Regions from separate parts of the Homo sapiens genome. Here region 1 is linked to region 2. Evidence: chromatin contacts called from ENCODE Hi-C or POLR2A ChIA-PET data. All regions are on one chromosome and are shown on one strand. Each heading gives the region's core, a stretch centred on a gene start or an enhancer-like site at or near the end of the contact. The rest is flanking DNA. Distances are from core to core; before and after follow the strand shown.

Region 1 (6,425 bases), core at 478-2,977, 51 kb after region 2:
ACTCGGGAGGCTGAGACAGGAGAATCCCTTGAACCGGGAGATGGAGGTTGCAGTGAGCTGACATTGATCCACTGCACTCTAGCCTGGGCAAGAGTGCGAGACTCCATCTCAAAAAAAAAAGAAAGTGAAAACAGGCTGGGAGTGGTGGCTCGTGCCTGTCATCCCAGCACTTTGGAAGGCTGGGGCAGCGGGATTACTTGAGGGCAGGAGTTCAAGAAAGTGAAAAGAATGCACAGAATGGGAGAAACTTCTTACAAATCACAGATCAAGAGCTTGCATCTAGAATATATAAACATAGTGCCCAACAGTTATTCAAAAAACAAAAAATAGAACATATAAAGAACCCCTACATCTCAATAATAAAAAGATAAATAACCAATTTTTTTTTTTAGATGGAGTCTCGCTCTGTCTCCCAGGCTGGAGTGCAGTGGTGCGATCTCGGCCCACTCCAACCTCTGTCTCCTGGGTTCATGCCATTCTCCCACCTCAGCCTCCCGAGCGGCACCTCCCATTGCAGGTATGTGCCACCACGCCCAGCTATTTTTTGAAATAACCAATTTTTTAAATGGGCAAAGGATCTGAATAGACATTTCTCCAAAGAAGATATACAAATGGCCAATAAGCATATGGAAAGATGCTCAACATCATTAATCATAGTGAAATTCAAATCAAAGCCACAATGAGATACCACTTGATACCCATTAGGACACCAAAAAGTCACAGTGAGGCCAGGCGCGGTGGCTCACGCCTGTCATCCCAGCACTTTGGGAGGCCGAAGCGGGCGGATCACGAGGTCAGGAGTTCCAGACCAGCCTAGGGAACATAGTGAGACCCCGTCTCTACCAAAAATACAAAAACTTAGCGAGGTATGGTGGAACATGCCTGTAATCCCAGCTACTCGGGAGGCTGAGGCAGGAGAATCACTTGAACCCAGGCGGGGGTTGCAGTGAGCCGAGATCGTGCCACTGCACTCCAGCCTGCGCAACAGAGCAAGACTACGTTTTAAAAAAAAGAGGCTGGGCACGGTGGCTCACGCCTGTAATCCCAGCACTTTGGGAGGCCGAGGTGGGCAGATCACAAGATCAGGAGTTCAAGACCAGCCTGGCGAACATGGTGAAACCCCGTCCCTGCTAAAAAAATGCAAAAATTAGCCAGGCATGGTGACGTGCACCTGTAATCCCAGCTACTTGGGAGGCTGAGGCAGGAGAATTGCTTGAACCCGGGTGGTGGAGGTTGCAGTGAGCCAAGATTGTGCCACTGCACTCCAGCCTGGGCGACAGAGCAAGACTCAAAAAAAAAAAAGAAATGAGGCCGGGCGAGGTGGCTCACGCCTGTAATCCCAGCACTTTGGGAGGCCAAGGTGGGCGGATCACCTGAGGTCAGGAGTTCGAGACCAGCCTGGCCAAAATGGTGAAACCCCATCTCTACAAAAATGCAAAAATTAGCTGGGCATAATGGCGGGCACCTGTAATCCCAGCTACTCAGGAGGCTGAGACAGGAGAATCACTTGAACTTGGGAGGCAGAGCTTGCAGTGAGTCAAGATATCGCCACTGCCCTCCACCCTGGGCGACAGAGTGAGACTCCGTCTCAAAAAGAAAAAAAAAAGAAAAAAGAAAAAGAAAAGAAAAGAAATCCCTTCCAACAGAAGACAAAAGAAATGTGATGTGCTCACACGTGCCCAGGCACGCCCAGGTGAGCAATCTTACTCTCTGGGTACCTGCCTCCCAGGTAGGTTGCAGTTCAAAGGACAAGCCTCGGTTCCCAAGCTCACATATTTGGGCTGCTCCATTACTGCACTGTAGCAAAGGCATCTCCGTGGCCATATCTACCCCAGTGAGAATGCAAATATTTGTTCTGCTTATGCGGAAGGAGGGAAGTGTTCCTGCCCGGCATGCCAGCACAGCCGGCGCAAAGAAAGAAAGAAAGAAAGGGGCCAGGCGCGGTGGCTCACGCCTGTAATCCCAACGCTTTGGGAGGCCGAGGCAGGTGGACCATGAGGTCAGGAGCTTGAGACCAGCTTGGCCAACACAGTGAAACCTTGTCTCTACTAGAAATACAAAAATTAGCTGGGCGTGGTGGTGGGTGCCTGTAGTCCCAGCTACTGGGGAAGAGGCTGAGGCAGAATTGCTTGAATCCAGGAGGCAGAGGTTGCAGTGAGCCGAGATCATGCCACTGCACTCCAGCCTGGGTGACAGAACGAGACTCTGTCTCAAAAAAAAAAAAAAGGGAGGCCCAGAGAAGGCTTGGAACCCAACCAGAAGGGCAAATGGAAGCCCAGAGCCTGGCTCCCTTGGTGCAGGGTCAGGTGAGGCTAACATGTAGGTTGCTGCAGTCACCTTTGGGTAAAAAGAGTGTCTCAAACTTTTCAACAGAGCTAGAGAATGTTCCGGAAAAGCAGAGAGCTTGCTAGCTAGGCATTTTCCTTCTACCTTTTTAATCTCAAGCCTGCCTGCCTTAACCCTAACCTAGGCTACAGACCAACAGAGCCACAGGGCCCTGGGGTGACCATGTGGCCCTGCCTGGTCTTCTGGAGTCTTCTCCCCAGCACTAGATCCAGGATGGGGAAGAGCAGAACCTGGGGAAGAGGCCGACTCTCCATCTGTCCATGGATGAGGCCTTGCCCTCAGGCCTGGACAGGGCAGGGGCCTCCCAGCTGCTCCCTTTGATGCCCTGCCTCTTGCCGCCTGGAACATTCTTACCAGCACCAAGAAAATTCTTCCCAACATGTTATTCTGGTCAGCAGGGCCATTCCTTAGGGAGTAGAGTGCCTCAGGGGAACCACACTAGGTAGCCTTCAAACCAACACTGACATCTTGTATTTTTAATTATGATCTTTTCCTTAGAACGGCAATGCCTGGGCTGGGCGCGGTGGCTCACGCCTGTAATCGCAACACTTTGGGAGGCTGAGGTGGGCGGATCACGAGATCGAGACCATCCTGGCCAACATGGTGAAACCCCATCTCTATTAAAAATACCAAAAATTAGCCGGGTGTGGCGGCGTGCACCTGTAGTCCCAGGTACTTGGGAGGCTGAAGCAGGAGGATTGCTTGAACCCAGGGGGCAGAGGTTGCAATGAGCCAAGATCATGCCACTGCACTCCAGCCTGGCGACAGAGTGAGACTCTGTCTCAAAAAAAGAAAAGAAAAGCATATCCATTGCAAAATGTTTGGAGCAAAGTATAAAAAGAATAAGGTAAAAATCACCCTGAGGCCAGACGCAGTGGCTCACATCTATAATCCCAGCACTTTAGGAGGCTGAGGCAGGTGGATCACTTGAGGCCAGCAGTTCAAGACCAGCCTGGCCAACATGGTGAAACCCTGTCTCTACCAAAAATAAAGAAAATTAGCTGGGCGTGGTGGCAGGCACCTGTAGTCCCAGCTACTTGGGAGGCTGAAGCAGCAGAATCGCTTGAACTTGGGAGATAGAGGTTGCAGTGAGCAGAGACTGAGCCACTGCACTCCAGCCTGGGCAACACAGTTAGACTCCGTCTCAAAAAAACAAAAAACTTTTACTAATGACTTTCAACATTTTTCTACAACTTAAAAAATTATTTGGCCAGGCGCGGTGGCTCACGCCTGTAATCCCAGCACTTTGGGAAGCTGAGGCGGGTGGATCATGAGGTCAGGAGATCGAGACCATCCTCGCTAACACAGTGAAACCCCGTCTCTACTAAAAATACAAAAAATTAGCTGGGCGTGGTGGCGGGCGCCTGTAGTCCCAGCTACTCGGGAGGCTGAGACGGGAGAATGGCGTGAACCTGGGAGGCAGAGCTTGCAGTGAGCTGAGATTGCGCCACTGCACTCCAGCCTGGGTGACAGAGCAAGACTCCGTCTCAAAAAAAAAAAAATCATTTATATTTGTCCTTTTTTTCTATGGGGATGTTAATCTTTCTTTTTTTTTTTTACAGTAAGCTATATATTAATTGAATATATATATATATATATTTTTTTTTTTTTTTTGAGACGGAGTCTGGCTCTGTCACCCAGGCTGGAGTGCAGTAGTGCTATCTCGGCTCACTGCAACCTCCACCTCCCGGGTCCAAGCAATTCTCCTGCCTCAGCCTCCCGAGTAGCCAGGGTTACAGGTGCCTGCCACGACGCCTGGCTAATTTTTGTATTTTTAGTAGAGACGGGGTTTAGCCATGTTGGCCAGGCTGGTCTCAAACTCTTGACCTCAAGTGATCCGCCCGCCTCAGCCTCCCAAAATGCTGGGATTACAGGTATGAGCCACCGCGCCCTTCCAATATTTCATTTAACATAATTTCAAAGTAGGTCTGTGCTCTAAGGTGAGCAAAAGAAGAGACATTCTAAATCTCATAAGAGATTTTTTTTTCTTTCCTCTTTTTTTTTTTTTTTTTTTTTGGAGACATGGTCTCGCTCTGTCATCCAGGCTGGAGTGCAATGGTACGATTCTGGCTCACTGCAACCTCTGCCTCCCAGGTTCAAATGATTCTCCTGCCTCAGCCTCCCGAGCAGCTGGGATGGATTATAGCCACCTGCTATGACATCCAGGTAATTTTTGTATTTTTAGTAGAGACAGGGTTTCACCATGTTGGTCAGGCTGGTCTCAAACTCCTGACCTCAAGCGATCTGCCCACCTCAGCCTCTCAAAGTGTTGGGATGACAGGCGTGAACCATTGCGCCCAGACTTTTTTTTTTTTTTCCACACTGTTCCTCTGAGTGAGGAATCAGGTTTCAGGACCCTCAATGTTGACAACTAACATTTTACCCTTGAGATTTTACCTAGAGATACCGAAAGAAAAGATAACATCTGAATACAAGAATCGCGTTGCATATTTGCTGCCTCCATAGGGTTGTTGTGGTAGCGACTGATTTTCCACCCCTCCCAGTTTGGTGGTGTTTGTTTGTTTGTTTGTTTGTTTGTTTTAAGTAAAATGTCAGAAATGCAAAAATGCTGCATTTATTTCCCTTAAGACATTGAAAATAGTGGAAGTTTGCAGATTTTTAATTCTTCGTAGGTCTGAGCTGGCACTAGACTGCTACCAAAGGGGTCTGTTCCACACGCTAATTTCAGGCTTGCGGACCATCAGCAAACTGCAATGAAACCTGTGGGCATGAATCTTCCAGAGTGGTAGAATCTCATTCCCATATGCCCGCCAAGTTTCCAGGTGTAGCTGGGAAAACCCAAATGTTCCCTGGATCCCGAGATGGCTAATAAGCACTCAGGCCTGCTACACCACCGAACAGAGCCCCACAGCCAGAGAGGCACACGGCCTGCTTCACACAGCCGACAACCCCGCTGGAAACAACCAGTGCTGGGAGCCAAGGCCAAACTGATGCAAAGGCGCTACTGAGCCAGAGCCCTTCTGCACCGAGACTACCCCAGGCATGCACCGCCCTCCCAAAGGTCCAAAACGATGCAAAGGCGCTACTGAGCCAGAGTCGTGCACTGAGACTACCCCAGGCATGCACCGCCCTCCCGAAGGTCCAAACCAATGCAAAGGCGCTACTGAGCCAGAGTCCTGCATTGAGACTACCCCAGACATGTACTGCCCTCCCGAAGGTCCAAACCAATGCAAAGGTGCTATTGAGCCAGAGTCCTGCACTGAGACTACCCCAGGCGTGTACCACCCTCCGGAAGGTCCAAACCGATGCAAAGCCACTATTGAGCCAGAGTCCTTCTGCACCGCCCTCCCGAAGGTCCAAACTGATGCAAAGGTGCTACTGAGCCAGAGTCCTTCTGCACCGAGACTACCCCAGGCATGCACTGCCTTCCCGAAGGTCCCAACCAATGCAAAGGCACTATTGAGCCAGAGTCCTGCACTGAGACTACCCCAGACGTGTACCGCCCTCCCGAAGGTCCAAACCAATGCAAAGGCGCTATTGAGCCAGAGTCCTGCACTGTGACTACCCCAGGTGTGCGCCGCCCTCCTGAAGGTGCGTGTGGGTCGACAAGGGTGCACAAGCGGCAGGGGGCTGCATAGCAAGGTCTCCTTCAGCTTTGTTTTAATTATTTTTATAGAGACAGGGTCTCACTCTATTGCCCAGGCTGGTCTTGAACTCCTGGATTCCAGCGATCCTTCCACCTTGGCTTCCCAAACTGCAATGATTACAGGCATGAGCCACTGCACCCGGCCAATCTTTGTATATTGATTTTGTGAAGGCTCTTTATGTATTAAAGACATTCATTCACAGGCCGGGCACGGTGGCTCACACCTGTAATCCCAGCACTTTCAGAGGCCGAGGCAAGCGGATCACCTGAGGTCAGGGGTTTGAGACCAGCCTGGCCAACATAGTGAAACCTCGTCTTTACTAAAAATACAAAAATTAGCCGGACATGGTGGCAGGCACCTGTAATCCTAGCTACTTGGGAAGCTGAGGCAGAAAAATCGCTTGAACCCCAGAGGCAGAGGTTGCAATGAGCCGAGATTGTGCCACTGCACTCCAGCCTGGGCGACAGAGCG
Region 2 (7,219 bases), core at 3,467-5,966:
TTTACAGATGAGGTTCAAAGAGGTTAGGTGACTTAACCAAAGTCACAGAGATCGGGCCAGGCATGGTGGCTCACGCCTGTCATCTCAGCACTTTGGGAGGCCGAGGCGGGCGGATCACTTGAGGTCACAAGATCGAGACCAGTCTGGCCAACAGTGGTGAAACCCGTCTCTACTAAAAATACAAAAATTATCCAGGCATGGTGGCGGGTGCCTGTAATCCCAGCTACTCGGGAGGCTGAGGCAGGAGAATCGCCTGAACCCAGGAGGCAGAAGCTGCAGGGAGCCGAGATTGCACCACTGCACTCCAGTCTAGGAAACAACAGCAAGACTCCGTTTCGAAAAAAAAAAAAAAGTCACAGAGATCACGACAGAGTTGGGTCTCAAAACAGTTTCGTCTGACTTCAGAATCCATGCATTTAGCCACTCTGGGTAGTAAGCAGTGTGGAAAGAGCACAGAAGACTTCCTAACCCATCGAAGATACTCACCATGGCCCCTTTCCCTCCAACTAGCCTGTGGCTAAGGCCTTAAGTTTTCTTCTCAGTAACTGAACCCTTCAAGCTAATTATTGCCTCCCTCCCTCCCTTCCTGCTTCTTAAAAATTGGAACTTCTCAAAGGAGGAACACATTCACCCATTAACGCCTCAGCAGGAACCAGTTTCCCAGAGACAGCCAGTGTTTACCGGCAGGGACAAGGCACTCAGATGAGTGTGCTGAATGGTGGGCGGGTGGGCAATGACAGAGGGGACGGCTGTGGAAGAGAAACCCCGCTGACTTCACGACTTTGCCAAGGATCAGTGCTCAGTGGACTCAACAGATGCACAGATGGGGAAGGGATGTCGGTCAGGTCAGTTGAATGGAGCTCTCTCTACAACCTTGAAAAGGTGTGACCTGGGGAGGCAGGGCCTCGAGCCACTGTGTCCATGTCAGACCCACAGCCAGGATGCACTTAATGGAGCCGCAGGCCAATGCAGCTTAAAGCAGGAGGTCATCATGCCAGTTAACAGGTTCCTTGTTAGTCCACTGACAGGACTGAGCCTCAGCAACTCCAAACATCAGCCAAGGGAAAGAACACCCAAGACCACCAGTGCAGTTACATTTTTCTCTCTCCTGTTCTTATACATCATCTACAGTTCCAACCCCCTTGACAATACTTACTGTAATAACTGCTCCGAGGCAAGGACATGGAAAGAAGAGAGAAAAAGATTAATGAAGATGAAGAAATATCTGCCCCCCACCCCCCACAAGGAGGACGAATGGCAGAGTGTACTTTACTCCCTGTGGCTTATTCCACGGTCACCTCCAAGCCCCAGTGAGTCAGAAATACCTTAACGCACCAACCCTCAAATTTCACTCAGACAAACATCCCAAAAAACCAAACAGGGAATTTAATTAAAGCGACGCCGCTATGGGCTTCTTGGGATTCTTTTCAGCAGGGCACTGACAGGGACCAGCTCTGATCAGCAGAGGTGCCGCAACTCATCACTCTGGCATCAGAGCGTTCTCCGGCGCCTCCCACCCCTACCCCAGCCTCTACCTCCCGGGGCACAGAGCAGGGTGCTTTGGCCATGCACTGTATCTGCCTCCTGCACCCTTCCTCTCGCTGTAATCAAACCTCCCAGGCTCTGCACTCCTGCTCATTGTAATGGGAACCCCTTAGAAAGCATGGTTCAATTATTTATCAGAGAAAATGACTGCACCTCTCATGTCACTGGGGAACAGACTAGCTCTGCTCCTGAGACCGCCCGGTTCATTCTGTACCCTCTGAATTTAGGACCTATGTCCACTTCTGCTGGCTGCCCCACTGCCATGTTTGTAGAGTGTGTGGGGTAACAAACTCCAGAACTGAAGTTAAGGTGACCCCGGAGCACAAAATGAGGCAAAGTTGAAATATAAAGAGTAAGAGCTATCACGCACAGAAATAACCCAAAAGACTGTCAGTAATTCCCCCATACCCAACGAAAGACACTTAGAAGGAAGCACCAGATTAAGATTACAACTGAAAGGCCTACACTGAAGTAACTGCCCTGTTAGCAGCTTCAAGAAAACCACGTTAGAATAAGAAAAGGAAATCATGGGTATAGTATCTCGTCAGCAGAAATTCTCCTGTGCCGTGGTGGGCCCCGGAGGCCCAGCCCCCGCATGTGGCATCTCTGGCAGCGCCATCCCTGGAGTGGGGGCAGCAGTGCCAGGATGGCCTGGTCTGATGACACCAGCCACTAAACTTCTCCAACTAAGCACCTTTTTTGAATCTATCTCCTCTAAGAAAGTCTCTCCTAGTTCGGCCTCTCCGAGACGTGCTCATCAATGGACCCAAGAATCTGATCACTCAGCCAAGCGGACATTCTTTGCCACACATTGGCATTCTGATTATAATTTGGTTTCTCATGTAGAAGAATCCACAAGAAAAGAATGCCCTGATCATCGAATGGGAATGTCCCGTTTCGGTAGCAATTCTGCGTTTTAGTGTAACTTCATAGACTGGCGCTGGGGTTTTTACACATTCATCTTTGTGAGACCCCGAGAGACAGATCCACTCAGTTCTGACAACCTGGTTTTCCGAAATCATGAGGGTGACAGCCCTTGCTGACCTTTTCATGCAAACTTGGGTGATCAAACAATCCTCCCCAAACCTTCTCCAGCCCTCCCAGGCCCTCAAACACCTCTGCATTCCAGTATTCCCTGTTGTTCAAACTGTAACCCAAAGTACACAGAAAAGCCGCAGGAAATCTTTTGCAGTGGGAGAGCAGAGATTTCCAAATGAGACTAATAAGGCATTTTAAATGCATGGCAGGGCCGGGCACGGTGGCTCCCGCCTGGAATCCCAGCACTTTGGGAGGCCAAGGCGGGCGGATCACCTGAGGTCAGGAGTTCGAGACCAGCTTGGCCAACATGGTGAAACCTCGTTTCTACTAAAAATATAAAAATTAGCCGGGTGTGGTGGCGCATGCCTGTAATCCCAGGCACTGTACCCACACATGGAGGCTGACAGGAGGAGGACCCCACAGCCCAACACTGTCTGTTGGGAGGCTGAGGCAGGAGAATTGCTTAAACCTAGCAGGCGGAGGTTGCAGTGAGCCGAGATTGCACCACTGTACTCCAGCCTGGGTGACAGAATGAGACTCTGTCTCAAAAAATAAAAAAATTTAAAATAAATAAATAAAAGCATGGCTTAGTGATACTGTATCCAGCCGAGGACTATAGTTCCAGGAAGAGATGGAAGGAGAAACAAACTTTCTTTTCCTTTTCCCACTTTCATTCATTCACAGACCAACTCCTATCTTACCCTCTCCTCACTTCCAGCCCATCCCATCAGCTTCAAGGGAAAAAGAGAGAGGGAAACAAGCTAAGAACAGCAAGAGCTGATCATTACCAGGGTGTCCCAATCTGTTTTCACTCCGCTCAGAGAAAGGAAGAGCCTTCCAAAAGCCATGAGGCATTTTACTTCATGCTCCTTCATCTATCTTCCTTCAAACTTGGATCTACTGAGGCCAAGCTAAGATGTCTGAACTAATAACCTCTCTCCCATCAGCCCCCAGAGGGAACTGGAAAGTAGCCTTCCTTGCCTGCTGGTATCTCTTATTTTAAAAGAGCAAGTGTCTAACTAAACAGATCTAAGATTCAACATATCCATTCTGTGTGAAGGTGTATCCTGAATAGGAGGTCAGCACCCACTGAGGAAACCAACCTTCCTTCCCCTACTCCCTGTCTCCATGAAATATTTAGAAATTACATTTTTCCAGTGGAGCTCCAGTGGCGCAATTGGTTAGCGCATGGTGCTGATACAGAAATTATGTTTTTCTTTTCTTTTGGCCAAGGATCAATATATGAACATTTAACGTGCAGAAAAATGCCCATGTCAGCCGCAACACTCTTCCCAGAATGACACAGAGAACAGGGGCATCTCTCAGTTGGCACAAGCTGTGTACCCAGAACCCTGCCCCAGGCAGGGAGATGTCCACACTTGCAACACATGCTCACTGCGACTCTCTTAGACATCAAGAAAATCCACCTTTGGCCCTAGACCAGACACACCCAGCCACACTGCATACTGCCTTTTTTTTTTTTTTTTTTTTTTTTTAATAAACGGAGTTTTGCTCTTGTTGTCCAAGCTGGAGTGGAATGGCACGATCTCGGCTCACTGTAACCTCCGCCTCCCAGGTTCAAGCGATTCTCCTGCCTCAGCCTCCCAAGTAGCTGGGGTTACAGGCATGCACCACCATGCCCGGATAACTTTTTGTATTTTTAGTAGAAACGGGGTTTCACCAAGTTAGCCAGGCCGGTCTTGAACTCCTGACCTCAAGTAATCCGCCTGCCTCAGCCTCTCAAAGTGCTAGGATTACAGGCATGAGCCACCGTGCCCGACCCTGTCTTTTAAGAACATCTGTGCATCCCTCATTTCCAAGAATCTAACTTCCAGCCCAGTGCTTAAGGAGTAGGGAGGGCTGTGCTTCAGCTACAGCAAGAAAACTCTAAGGGTTACACATCCCAGACCCCACCAATGACCGCAAATCTCCTGATACAAGGTCCCTGAACCTGTGTGGGGCCACTGAGGGTTGGAAAGAGCAATGACCCCGTATTCTGGATTGCAGTCATTCCCAAAGTCCACAGGATAAGGGTGATATGCGTCACGTAAGGATCCCAGACTCATCAGACTCTAGGGAGTACCAGGTGCCAACAAAGAAAGCAAGTGCAGGAGGACAGGTCAGCAGAGGCTGGTGGGAGGACCCCGCAGCCCAACACTGTCTGTACCCACACATGGAGGCTGGTGGGAGGAAAGGTCACCTACCTCACAGACAAGTGCCAGGGGACCTCTCAGGACTCCCCAGGGTTATGAATCAGTACCAGCTTAGGCCCTCCCAACAGGTCTATTCCTAGATGGCCCTGGAAACCTAGGAATCTTGGAAGGCTAAGAATCTGAATCACTCGAAAGAAATTTAAGAATGTCTGGACTAGAATAGAAAGTTCTCTGTGGAGGTTCAAATCTTTCCTTTCCTTTCAAGAAACTCTATGCAGGAGACTGGCCAAGATTAAGAAAATAATTATACCTGTATCCTCAATTACAGAACATGCTGTTTCAGCAGAAGCCACAGTTCATTCATATGATGGAATACTATGCAGCTATTATAAATTAAAAAACAAAACAAAACAAAACACCAGACACCTTAGTGACAAGGAAAATGTTATCCATTCACTGAAGAAAAATGAGAAACTTAGGCCAGGCACAGTGGCTCATGCCTGTAATGCCAGCACTTTGGGAGGCCAAGGTGGGAGGATCGCTTGAGCCCAGGAATTTGAAACCAGCCTGGGCAACATGGTGAGACCCCATCTCTCCAAAAAAAAAAAAAAAAAAACCTAGCCGGACATGATGGCATATGCCTATAGTCCCAGGTATTTGGGAGGCTGAGGCAGAAGGATCACTTGAGCCTGGGAGGTTAAGGCTGCAGTGAGCTGTGGTTGTGCCACTGGACACCAGCCTGGACAACAGAGTGAGACAAAAAAAGCAATTAAAAAATTAGTAATCATATTAGTAATCCCAGCATTCTGGGAGGCCGAGGCAGGTGGATCACTTGAAGTCAGGAGTTCGAGACCAGCCTGGCCAACATGGTGAAACACCGTCTCTACTAAAAATACAAAAATTAGCCGGGCATGGTGGTGTATGCCTGTAATTCCAGCTACTTGTATGGCTGGGGCACGAGAATCGCTTGAACCCAGGAGGCGGAGTTTGCAGTGAGCCAAGATTGTGCCATTGCTCTCCAGCCTAGGCAACAGAGCCAGGCTCCATCTCAAAAAAAAAATAATAATAAAATAAATAGTAATGATCTAAAATTTTTCGAGAAAATGTGTCTGGGCTGGGCACAGTGGCTCACACCTATAATCCCAGCACTTTGGGAGGCCAAGGTGGGCGGATAACCTGAGGTCAGGAGGTCGAGACCAGCCTGGGCAACATGGTGAAACTCTGTCTCTACTACAATACAAAAAATTAGCCAGGCGTGGCGGTATGCGCCTGTAGTCCCAGCTACTCGGGAGGCTGAGGCAGCAGAATTGCTTGAACCCGGGAGCCAGAGGTTGCAGTGAGCCGAGATCACGCCACTGTGCTCCAGTCTGGGCAACAGAGCGAGACTCCATCTCCCAAAAAATAAATAAATAAATAAAAATGACTAGAAAAATATACTAAAATGTTATAATGAATAACAATAATCAAAATCGCAGCATCCCCAAGTGAGAGACTGGCTCTGTGCTCTCAGGCCGTGACGACCGGTGCTTCTCGCCCTGCTGTCCACCAAGCTGTGCTGGACACAGCACTGATACCCACCATCAGCCGGAAGGGACCCAGCCCGAGCCTTTCCCTGGCCTAATCCGGAACACGCAGGTGGGACCCACAGCTCTGCTGCCCGCCCCTGCCTGGCCGACGTGGCCCCGGCTGCACTCACCGGTTCTGCAGTAGGGGTAAGCATTCCAGGCTTTCTCGTGTATATTCAGGGCTCCCTCTGGGGCCAGCATTCGAACAAACGTGGGTACTTTGCTATAGCGGGGAAAAAAAGGGGTATAAAGAGAAATGGTAGAGAGAAAGGAGACAAGAGGCTTTTCAGATCCAGCTTCTTCATGGGGAGCTGACAAGCAAGTTTCCATGCAATGAGCAGGTTACTGGTGGGAGTGAGAAGTTACGTATGAGAGCCTGACACCCCACCTTGGCTGGCTCCTAACACACACCCACGACGTGCCCCACCAGCCACCAGAAACAGGACCACACAAGAGACCCCAGGCTACCTGCTGTGGCTCATCACCCCTTCCATCAGCATTACACATTTTTCCAGAGCTTGCTGGGCCCAGGGCATTATACTACAAGGTGCGAGAAAAACACAAAGGAGATGCCTCCAAGCATGAACCAGTCTCGGTTTAGGGCCAGGGTAACTAGCCGACTAACTTGGGTTTGGGATCCAGGATTATCTGATCTGCTTTCATCAGCTCTGAGAGGCCAGGAGGGCCTAGAACCATTTGCCTCCCAGGACAAAGTATTTTCTTCTACTCAATTCTTTTTTTTTGTTTGTTTGTTTGAGACGGAGTCTCCCTTTGTCGCCCAGGCTGGAGTGCAGTGCTGCGATCTCGGGTAACTGCAACCTCCACCTCCAGGGTCCCAGTTCAAGCGATTCTCCCGCCTCAGCCTCTTGAGTAGCTGGGATTACAGGCATGCGCCACCACGCCCAGCTAATTTTTGTA

The links. A loop is a pair of places that touch in the nucleus more often than their neighbours do. ChIA-PET counts read pairs that join two places held with the same protein, here RNA polymerase II (POLR2A). Pooled maps may share reads with other maps.
Region 1: POLR2A ChIA-PET joins it to region 2 with 10 read pairs in endothelial cell of umbilical vein. The contact joins two enhancer-like sites. A Hi-C loop is called at or near these places in 1 of 50 pooled maps. POLR2A ChIA-PET finds 5 or more read pairs at or near these places in 5 of 52 experiments (CD8-positive, alpha-beta memory T cell, H1, Panc1 and 2 more).

Annotation. Positions count from the first base shown.
Region 1 is chr17:1,596,209-1,602,633 of GRCh38, forward strand. The region is part of intron 5 of SLC43A2 (solute carrier family 43 member 2); the gene reads right to left. Among named protein-coding and RNA genes, the nearest start is that of SLC43A2, 29 kb to the right of the region's middle. Within about 2 kb of position 1,728, at least 6 of the 41 ENCODE cell types and tissues checked have a DNase peak (open chromatin) inside an H3K27ac peak, as active enhancers do.
Region 2 is chr17:1,541,864-1,549,082 of GRCh38, forward strand. PITPNA (phosphatidylinositol transfer protein alpha) reads right to left here. Exons shown (of 12, transcript NM_006224.4): 4 at 6,433-6,524; 5 at 1,157-1,164. Among named protein-coding and RNA genes, the nearest start is that of PITPNA, 17 kb to the right of the region's middle. RefSeq lists an enhancer at 321-1,081. Within about 2 kb of position 4,717, at least 2 of the 41 ENCODE cell types and tissues checked have a DNase peak (open chromatin) inside an H3K27ac peak, as active enhancers do.